Regions from separate parts of the Homo sapiens genome. Here region 1 is linked to region 2. A link is a contact called in ENCODE Hi-C or POLR2A ChIA-PET data. All regions are on one chromosome and are shown on one strand. The core of a region is the stretch at or near the end of the contact, and the rest is flanking DNA. Distances in the headings are between cores, read along the strand shown. Region 1 has its middle 35 kb from the start of PRR23E. Region 2 overlaps CHCHD6 (coiled-coil-helix-coiled-coil-helix domain containing 6).

Evidence for each region. Hi-C counts contacts between places; a loop is a spot of excess contacts on that map. ChIA-PET counts read pairs that join two places held with the same protein, here RNA polymerase II (POLR2A). Pooled maps may share reads with other maps.
Region 1: a loop to region 2 is called in a pooled map, with 3 times the contacts of the local background. The contact joins two enhancer-like sites. A Hi-C loop is called at or near these places in 3 of 50 pooled maps. POLR2A ChIA-PET finds 5 or more read pairs at or near these places in 3 of 52 experiments (CD4-positive, alpha-beta T cell, GM10248 and PC-9).

Annotation. Positions count from the first base shown.
Region 1 is chr3:127,225,304-127,230,260 of GRCh38, forward strand. No RefSeq gene overlaps it. Among named protein-coding and RNA genes, the nearest start is that of PRR23E, 35 kb to the left of the region's middle. RefSeq lists a silencer at 1,995-2,104. Within about 2 kb of position 1,773, at least 2 of the 41 ENCODE cell types and tissues checked have a DNase peak (open chromatin) inside an H3K27ac peak, as active enhancers do.
Region 2 is chr3:126,908,185-126,912,942 of GRCh38, forward strand. All of the region lies in intron 5 of CHCHD6 (coiled-coil-helix-coiled-coil-helix domain containing 6), which reads left to right. Among named protein-coding and RNA genes, the nearest start is that of PLXNA1, 73 kb to the right of the region's middle. RefSeq lists a silencer at 596-908 and enhancers at 2,939-4,138, 3,071-3,550, 3,691-3,770. Within about 2 kb of position 3,392, at least 17 of the 41 ENCODE cell types and tissues checked have a DNase peak (open chromatin) inside an H3K27ac peak, as active enhancers do.

The sequences.
Region 1 (4,957 bases), core at 523-3,022, 320 kb after region 2:
ATATCCTCAGAAAGGTAAGACTATATCCTTAAAATAAAAACAGAATACCATGGGGAAAAGGCACTTTGAACAATAGAATAGCTGAAATGAAACACACAAGGATTGGAAAATGAAGCTGAGGAAATACCCCCAGAAAGTAGAACAAAATTACAAAAGTGAAAAGTGGAAGAAAAATAAGTAAAGGGTCACTAGATGTCTAACATCTGAAAAACAGGGGTTACAGAAATAAAACTGAAAATGGAGCGAGTTAATCAAAGACATGATTCAAGAAAAGTTCCCAGACCTGAAGGATGTTTCTAGAGTGAATGGAGCCCACCCAGGGTGTAGTAGATATATGAAAATAGACCCACATAATGAATACTATTGTGAAATATGAGAATAGTAGGTACAAAGAAAATCTTACATTCCTCAAATAAAACAAATCAAAGGTATCAGAATTGGAATGATTTTGAACTTCGACATCTGTCCTAGAAGCTGAAAGAAAATGGAATAGTGCCTTCAAAATTCTAAAGGAAAGTTATTTTCCAACTTAGAATTCTGAACCCAGGAAAATTATAAATTAAGGGTGAGGCTAGAATCAATATATTTTAAAATAGGCAGGATCACAAGTTTATCTCTTATGTACCCTTCCTTTCTGGGAAAACTACTATAGGATATACAGCATCAAAATGAGGGGGTAAACCCAGAAAAAGGAAGACAAGGGACTCAATGCAGGAGGGAGGTAAGGGGTCCCGGTGACAGCTGTGAGCCAGGCTGGTCTGGGATGGAGCAGGTCAGAAGGTTCCTAGTGAGAGTGCTTCAGGAGGATGGAATTGGTGGAATCCCTGGTGTGTCCAAGCATATTGAGGTGGTGTAAAGGAGCTAAACTCTAAAATGAGCTAAATTCTATAATGCCTAGGACTAAAAGCTGTGTGCTAGCATGTTATCTGCAGATATGGAAGTAGATACCCAAATAATTAGCTGAAAAGAGTTGGGAGGGTGGTGGGAGGCAGCTCCTTTTCATATCAGTTCTGTGATACTACTTGATTCTACATTGCATGTATGAAATTGACACCAATGAGAACCAAACAAAAAGAAAGGACTCTCAGTTTTCACTAAGGTTGGCCAAGATGGAAAAGGTTGATAGTACTGAATGGGAAAACTGGCTGAACTCTTCCTGGTGGGAGCAAAAATTCACGTGATCTCTTCAGAGGTCAATTTGGCAGTAAATGATGAAAACTTAAAAAGGGCAACTCACCCTCAACCCTGCAAGTTGTTTCTCTCCCTCAGTTGTGTATGGTGGATCTGGAACAGGAAGCTGTGGGTGGAAGGGAACCCCCGGAAGGCACTCCTAGGTGAAGGAGGGGCAAATACTTGGGAGCTGGTGTCAGCAGGCAGGATCGGGATGGGTGGAGGACCAGACTGCAAACCAGCTGACCCTTGTCTTCCAGTCTCCTTCCCTGGTAGGGGAGTCTCACTGTGGAAGCCTGAATTATGCTCTCCTGAAACATTGCTCTGGGGGAGACAAGGGGTAGGTGGGGTGGCAGCTGGGAAGGGTGGGGAAGAGGGGTGTGTGTGTGTGTGTGTGTGTGTGTGTGTGTGTGTGTGTGTAACGAGGACTGGGTTTGTTTGTAAGATAGAGAGCAAACAGGAGGGGAGGGAGCATGCGGGGGCTGGGACAGGAAGGTCTGATTAGGGAACCCCAGATGCTGAAGGAGGCAGATGAACAAGGTCAGCTTTGGTCCGGGAGGCAGGATGTCCCATCCAAGAAAAACGGAAGAAGACTAACCCCACTGACAAAAGCTGCTCTCTCTCCTGAGATCTCGAACACACACACCCGACTCTCCCAGCAGGCCCTCTAGTGCTGAAGTGCTCCTGAGGGCAGCCTGCAGTCTTCAGTGTCCCGGCAGCGCCGCGGTCCAAGGTCAGCCAGGCGCTGTGCCCCAGCCCTGATGAACCAGCCGCCTCCTCCTCCCCCTCCCCCTCCCCCTCCCCCTCCTCCTCCTCCTCCTCCTCCTCCTCGCAGCTCCAGGGCAGGAAGCAGTTCTGAGGCCCCACACTTGGTGCCCTTACGTGAGGGGGTGGAGCCAAACACTGTCATGTGAGGGGGTGGGGCAAGGCCACTGGTGTGGCTCAGGAAGACGAGGGGATCAGGTTCCCTGTCAAAGGTCCACCTCTGTCTTACACGAGAAGCTGATGGGGTCAATCCAGCCGTCTGTTTAATCCCAGCAACAAAGGTACTCACCACACTGTGTTGCCCTCTGGCCAGGAGAGGGGCAGGGCGTGTAATTGACCTACTTGTCTGAAGTCAGGGGACAATGACTCCAGGAGGAGGGTCTGAAGGGAGTGGGAGTCAGCCCTGCCAGGTGGAGGGGGCAGGGACCTCAAGGGCAGACCGCAGCCCAGCTACCAAGGCTCCCGAGGAGGGAGCGGACCCCTCCCAGGAGCCTGCAGGCCACTGTGGCTGCAGCTGGGGCCAGGAGGATACTGGGCTGAGTCAGGTGGTCCCATCCTCCAGCGACCTGGGGGCCCAAGTAACCGCAGCCATGATGAAGGTTTAGTTAAAAGGGCAGGTTTGAGTTTCAGAGCAGCAGAGCTTTGCTGCAGCCTGAGGGCCAGGATGTGGGGAGGGCAGACAGCAGGCTGTGAAGGGTTTCTTGGGTTAGCCATGAGCCCTGGTCAGGAGAGGACCCTGGTAGAGAATGCAGCATGACAGTAGGCACCTGGGTGAAGGGTGTGGAGGTTCTCACTGCTGTGGTGCTGCACGCACCTGACACTTACCAAAGGATGGACAGGCTCTCCTAGGTCCATCTCCACCTAGCTACCTTCAGCTTTTTGATTGTGCTATTCCAGTCCTCATAGCTTTCCCTATTTTTTGTGTACTTGATTTGGAGTTTTCCAAAAGTGTGTGTTAAAAAGTCTCCCATGAAGAGTGTGGATTTGCCATTTTCTTCTATATTTTTGTTGCTTTTTTACTAACACATTTTGAAGCCAATTATTTATATAGCAATTACCAGATGCCAGACACTGTCCTCAGTACTTTCCCAGTATGAACTCATTTAATCAATATGAAATATCCTAACAATAGGAGGCTAGTTTAGAAAATTACACAGTGAGGACTTTGAGAAAAATGTAATAAAAGTTTATTGATTAACAAGGAAAATCATCCATGATATATTATGAAATGAAAAACGCAAGTTACCATGCAGTTTATACAAGCTCATTGCTTTTTTTGTGATGGAAAGAAATGTTATCTATGCATAAGAAAAAGGTCTGGAAGTGTGCATACCAAAATAATGACATAGATTATCTTTGGGAGATAGAATCATGTGCTATCATATTTTTTTGTTTATACTTATATGCATTTTCTGGTTTTGATAATGAGGATCTATTAGTTGATAATTTAAAAAAATCATTTGGTAAGGACCCTAATTTTCAAAACAAGAAGTTGAGAAATTGCAGATAAATGGACTGAAAATTCTTTGATTAATAATAAGGTGCCCAATATAAAAATGCAAAGATCTGGACACAGAGCTGTGTGAGGCAGAATTAGAATTAGCCATATCTGGGTAAGGACGGATGAGAAATCCAAACCACTAAAGTAGAGATGTTCCGTTAGCCCCAGGAGTTCTCAGACTTTACATTATTTAGCTCAGAGGGCTTGTTACAGCACAGAGGGCTGGGCCCAGCCCCCAAGTATCTGATTCTCTAGGTCTGTGGTGAGGCTGAGAGCTTGCATTTCTAGTAAGTTCCCTGGTGATGCCAAGGTTGCTTGTTTGAGAAGCAACCACACTTTGAGAGCCCCAGCCACAACTGGAAGTTAACGTGGCATTGGTTTATATGGTGTGGCTAGTACATACTCATTATTTGAATGTTGGAAAAAAACCATAAAACCATTTGGGCCCAGAGCTTTTTTAGATATGACTTAGCTTTGCTCATGTTTGTGGTCTTCTCAAAGGCCTTCACTTCTTGAATTGATTTTGGTTAATTTATTTACAATATTCCATTTCTCCAAGATTTGCAAATCTGTTAGCATTGAACTATACATAGTCCACTCATATAAATATTTATACTTTTTTCTGCTGCACTAGTCTGAGTTCACAGCTCTCCAGTTCCCTCCCCAGGACAGCTGTGACCCACAGCCCTTCCAGGTAAAGTGGCCTTGGAGGACAGTGACCATGTCACCCCTCAGTCTACTGTACTGAGGGCATGGTTTGCATGTTCTGTGACCCAGTGAGAGTCCTATTCAGGCTCTGAGCAGTGTGGACATTTGCCCTGGGAAGTCCCTCTCAGGAAGACTCGGGGTTTATGTGTAGGATGCTGCCCTGGCCATTTTCATAAGCACAAGTTCCTTTCACAGCTTTCCCTGCTCCCACTTACCAATCTCCAGCTCACTCACCAAATTCCCTCAACAGGGAATAGAGGATCCCTATATGCCAGGCCGTTGGTGCTGGGGACACCATGGTGAACCAGATAGGCATGGTCAGTGCCTAGAGGGACCTGAGTCTAGTGAGGGAAGAACAGACATTAGTATAACACACAAAGAATATTTAATTGCATGTTATGCTGAGGGCTATGGAGGAGAAAGAGGGTGCTCAAAGGAAGCGTTACAGGGAAGCCTATTGGTCTGTGCAGCATAGAAGGCTTTCTCAAAGAGGGGGCCTGTGACTTTAGCCTTGAAGATTGGGTAGGAGTTAACCAGGTTGAGACGAAGGGAACTGGAAAGTACATTCTAGGCAGAGATAGCAGGTTTTACAGAGCCAGGAGGAGCACCATATGACTCGGAGACTGGAAGGACCCCGGGGGCTGGAGCAGAGAGGACAAGTCCGTGTATTACAGGCTACAGAGCTGGGCAGAGCCAGGTTATACTGGGCCTTAGAAGTATGGGCCCACTGGGCATGATGACTTATGCCTGTAATCCCAGCTCTTTGGAAGGATGAGGTGGGCGGATCCCCTGAGGTCAGGAGTTCGAGATCAG
Region 2 (4,758 bases), core at 2,142-4,641:
AGCACAGTCAGTGACTGTTTGGCTCCTGCATTCTCTCAAAGCATTTGGAGAAATGTTCTCACTGCGTGGGAAAGGTTCCAGGTTCCTGATTCTCACTCCCTTCCACCTATCTTGGCCCCACCCTCAGACTCCTCTGTGCTTTGGTCGGATTCTGTGCTACCCCCAGCTGGCTTCCACATGAGCCTCTCAGCTCTCCTTAAGCAGGGCCTGGCACAGAGTGGGAATAGTGGGAATCAGCAAACTTTCTTGGTTGACTCTATAAATAACTAGGTCCTGATCATCTTTTCAGATATTCTTAAGTGGGATCATCTTGTCGGATTTTCTGTAGTGGTTCTGACCCCTATTTCCATTTACTCAACTTTACATTGAGGGCCTGCTCTCTGCCAGGCACTGTTACAGGCTCTGGGGATAGGTTAGTGAACAAAACAAGCTAAAGTCCCTATCTGTGTGGAGTTTACATCCCCAAGGAGACCTGACACTTCCGATACTCTCGGATCTCTCTTCCAAATACATAGTATACTTGGTTGGTTTTTATGCATTTGAGTAGGAGATTTTTAGTTATTAAAACAGGTATTGAATATTTACTCTGTGCCAGGCACTGTTCTAAGAATTTTATATGCATTGTCATTCGATTCCCACAAAACTGCAGAAAGGAGGTTCTGTCATTGTTGTCATTTTACAGATAAGAAGCTGAAGAAACAGACCCAGAGGTCTTGACCCTTGCCTGTGGTTACACACCCGGAAGAGGTGGGTCCTGACCCTGCACAGGCGGTCTGACCACGGCATGCACACGTTGCCACTGCCCTGTGCTGCCGCTCTGTTCTTGGAATGCTCCTGAGGCCTTGGTTCTTTCTTTGCTATTAGACATAAATCCTCAAGTGCCGTGACCCTCTTAGGCTCCTTCTCTCCCGTGGCGCCCAGCACAGCCTGTGCACACCGTAGGCCGTGAATGACTGCTGTTAACTTGGGAGGTGGTTAGGGGGTGTCTTTCAGGGCTCCAGTCCAAAAGTTGCTCTCCCCAATGTCCACAGATTAGGCTCTGTTTTCTTCACATCTGTGATTGCACATGCCTTAATGCACTGGTCCCACGCTGCTCTATAGTTATGGGGGTTCCCCTCAGACCTCTGGGCCCCATGTCCTCCTCCCACCCCGCACCTGTATTCTGGCTTTGGGGCAGGGGCTGCCGGGTGATCTCTTCTGCTCAGACACATTTTGTCATCTTCCCTTCCCCGGCCTCCTCACCATGCTTCCCTCACCCTCACCCTTGCTTTTGATCTCACAGATCCAGGCCCTTGGAGAAATCAGACAGTATGAAATATGAAAACTGCTCGGGAAGTAATTGAAGAAACACTGTGACTTTGGAAACCCATGGAGATAACACTCACACCTTCTTACTCACGTTATTTAATTTTTAATGGCAGATTTAATTAATGGAGGTCAGGCCTCCTGCTTTCAGATGTGCATGTGGGGCAGCTGGAGGAGGAGGAGGGGCAGCTGTCTACAGGGCAGAGGAAAAGACTGCAAATTTGGGAAACTAAAGAGTCCGATGGGAAAGAAAATCACCCAGAAATAATAGTCCCTGGTCATTGGGTGCTAATTAATGTGTGAGAATTCGGTAGAGCGCACTTCAGAGAAGTTTCCCAGTGTCTCTCAGTGGGCAGCAGGGCTCCTTTACAGGCACAGTCATGCTGCCTTCCCAGGCTCTGTGCTGCAGGGTTCCAGGAGCTCTCGAGAACTGACGGCCTAGCCGGGGAGAGCTGGATGCCATCATCCACACAGCTGCCAGAATGTTCTTTTAAAAACACAAATCAGCTGGGCACAGTAAGTCACGCCTATAATCCCAACACTTTGGGAGGCCAAGGCAGGCAGATCACTTGAGCCCAGGAGTTTGAAACCAGCCTGGCCAACATGGCGAAACCCCCTCTCTGTAAAAAATACAAAAATTAGCTGGGCAGGATGGCACACTCCTGTAGTCCCAGCTACTGGGGTGGCTCTGAGGTGGAGAGATAGCTTGAGCCCAGAGGTCGAGGTTACAGCGGGCTATGATCACACCACTGCATTCCAGCCAGGAGCAAGGCCCTGCCTCAGGAAAAAAAAAAAAACAAAAAAAACAAATCTTCCCTGCCCCTCCTTCACTGAAAAAGGAAAGCCTTCTTCACCCTTATTGCCCATGAGGTGCAGTCCAAGCTTTTGAGCCTGCAGCTGGCATCCTCCACGTCCCCTCCTGGCCGTTGCCCTGTGCCTCTGCAGCAACAGTGGCATCTCCTGCCCCATGCACAGCCCTGTGGCAGCCCCAGGCTCCTCGCACTGCTGCCTGTGTTCAGGAGACCTCCCTCTCATTTGGCTCATTTCTGCTCATCCTTTAAAATTCATTAAAATGGATACACCCTTTGACCCAAGAATTTGACTTATACAGTGTTCCCTACAGATACACACAAAGTTCTAGATGCCAAGATGTTCCTCTTAGCTTTGTTTATAATAGTAGAAGACTAGAAACAACCTCTGTACAAGGATGGGGAGCTGCTTGAGTGATACTCAAGGGATGACACTACAGGGTATTCATTCCTACTACTAAGTGCTGGTCAGCTGGAGTGGGTGAGGTCTCTGAGGATCAATGGAAAGATGAGGTGTGGCAGATCGTGTCTGCTGCAGTCAAGTGAGTGTCAGGAACAAGTGGGGCACATGTGTGTGCTCACTCACACATGTGCCCATGCATGCACAGCACCTCGCCCTGACAAGGACGGGGTGCACAGAGGAGTAGGGATAGGGCTGAGTCCAGGCTGGCCAAGAGGCTCAGTATTCACCACACACCCTCCATGCTTTCCATTTTTGTTTTTTAAAACCATATGTAAGTATTTTTCAAAAACATTGTTTAGTGTAAATAAAAAAAACTCAGCCTCAGTTCAGGTATTGGCTCCCAGGAAGTCAGTCTGACCCATGGTTTCTGCCAGGCTGTCCTTTCAGGTGCCCCACAGCACCTGGGAGGACTGGCTGAGTACCCCATTGTAATTATGATGCCACCATCTCAGAGCTCCACGAGGCCAGGGAGCAAGCCACACTTGTCTCAGAACCTTCTGGCACTTGGCGGGTTCTCAGTGTGCACGTTGGTAGTGTCTAGTCCTTCTAGAAGCCCTGACCTGGTGATTGGTTGAGGAGTCCACAGAGTGCCCTGCCCTTCCCAGGAGATGGAGTCTGGGTCCACTCCAGCAGCCTTGGAAAGGCCTGGTGGATGAGCAGCTTTGTGAACACAGGAAGCCAGCTTGGTATTCCCAAGTTGTGGGCCGGAGACCTTCGAGTGCCAAGGGAGCTGCGGTTGTGAGGACATCCGTCCCTGTAGGTCTGCTTAGGCAGATTAGATGAGTGGGGTAGGCGGGTCAGGACAGGACAGGACGGGGAATTTCTCTGAGTCATTCTGAGAAACAATAGAGGAAGCTGCAGCAGGGTAATCACCGCCACTTCTTGGCCTGTGGGTACTTCCTGTGACAAATCGAGTTGACCACATGTTCAAACTGAGCTTGCAATCAAACCCAAGCACTATCCAAATTCACCGGGGCCAGGCTGTTTCTGGCAGTATGGCATCTTGAGCACAGGCTCTGAGTGTCTACTGAAGCCCACAGCAGGCCGGGCCCATCTGGGCCAAGGATTCGCTCTCTGAGAAGGTTGGCAACAGGTGCCTGGGCCTGCAGGATGGTGACCTGACACTCAGGAGCCCTGTGGGCACAACCACAGGAAGAGGGGTTTGGCTCAAAGAGAAGGTCTGAGCCATGAGGTTGTTTTGTGGGAAAGGAAGTAGGCCAGGATGAATTGTGGGGGGCGGGGCTTAGGATGAGGTGCATTTTAGCTCTGGAAAATTCAGTGGCTGTGGTGGGCTGAGGTGGGTGCTGTGTGCCAAGATGTCTCTCCACCAACTGCAGGCTGGGTGATACCCTGTGTTGCTGTTGAGAGAAGTGACTTACCCAAAGAACACCGCCAGCATATGCCAAAGCGCAAATCAAAATGTGGGTCTGTGGTCCATGCCATCTCCTGATGAGGTCTCATGAAGGGGAACTTCAGACAGCTAAGCAGTTCCCACCCAGGCTGTGGCGGAAGGGCGTCTGCATGGAGTGGGAGGGAGGCCCAAAGTTGTTATGTCTCTGTCCCTACCGCCTCGCCCAGGACAGGCAGTGCTGGTGGATACTGGACTGGTCGAGGCAAAGACGTAATCTCTCGTTTGAATGTGAGGGCTCTAGAGAGAACACTGGAGCCCCCTTGCTGGGCATTTTGGCAGCAGCTGGCTGTGGTGGGAGGAGAACCTGTATTTATTTCGTGCCTGTCGTATGCCGGGAGGGTTGGCATTTCCCAGCTGTCATTCCCAGTAGCTGTAGAGGGAGGCATCCATTATCTCCTTGGCTCAGAAGTGAGGAGCAGCGAGGTGACTTGCCTAAGCTCACCAGGCAGTGGAGGGTGAAAGGCCCAGAGGTGGCCCCCAGGCCTCCCTGACTCCCCCGGCCCAGCCCAGGGCAGAATGCCAGCACCTGGTGGTTCTTCCTCATCACATGAGCCAGGTGCTCTTCCCCAGGGGCTCACCTTCCACATTTACCTCCCAGTCAGCACTTCTCTGAGGCCACGATGCAGCAGGGGAGTCCTTGGGGTAAGACTAGAGGGGGGCCTGGTTTCCATCTGGACCTGCCTTCCATGCCCTATGGCCTTAGAGGTGGGGGGTCCATCCCTGCCTCAGTTACCTTCCCTGCAGAAGGCCGAGGGGGGTCCGTGGTGCAC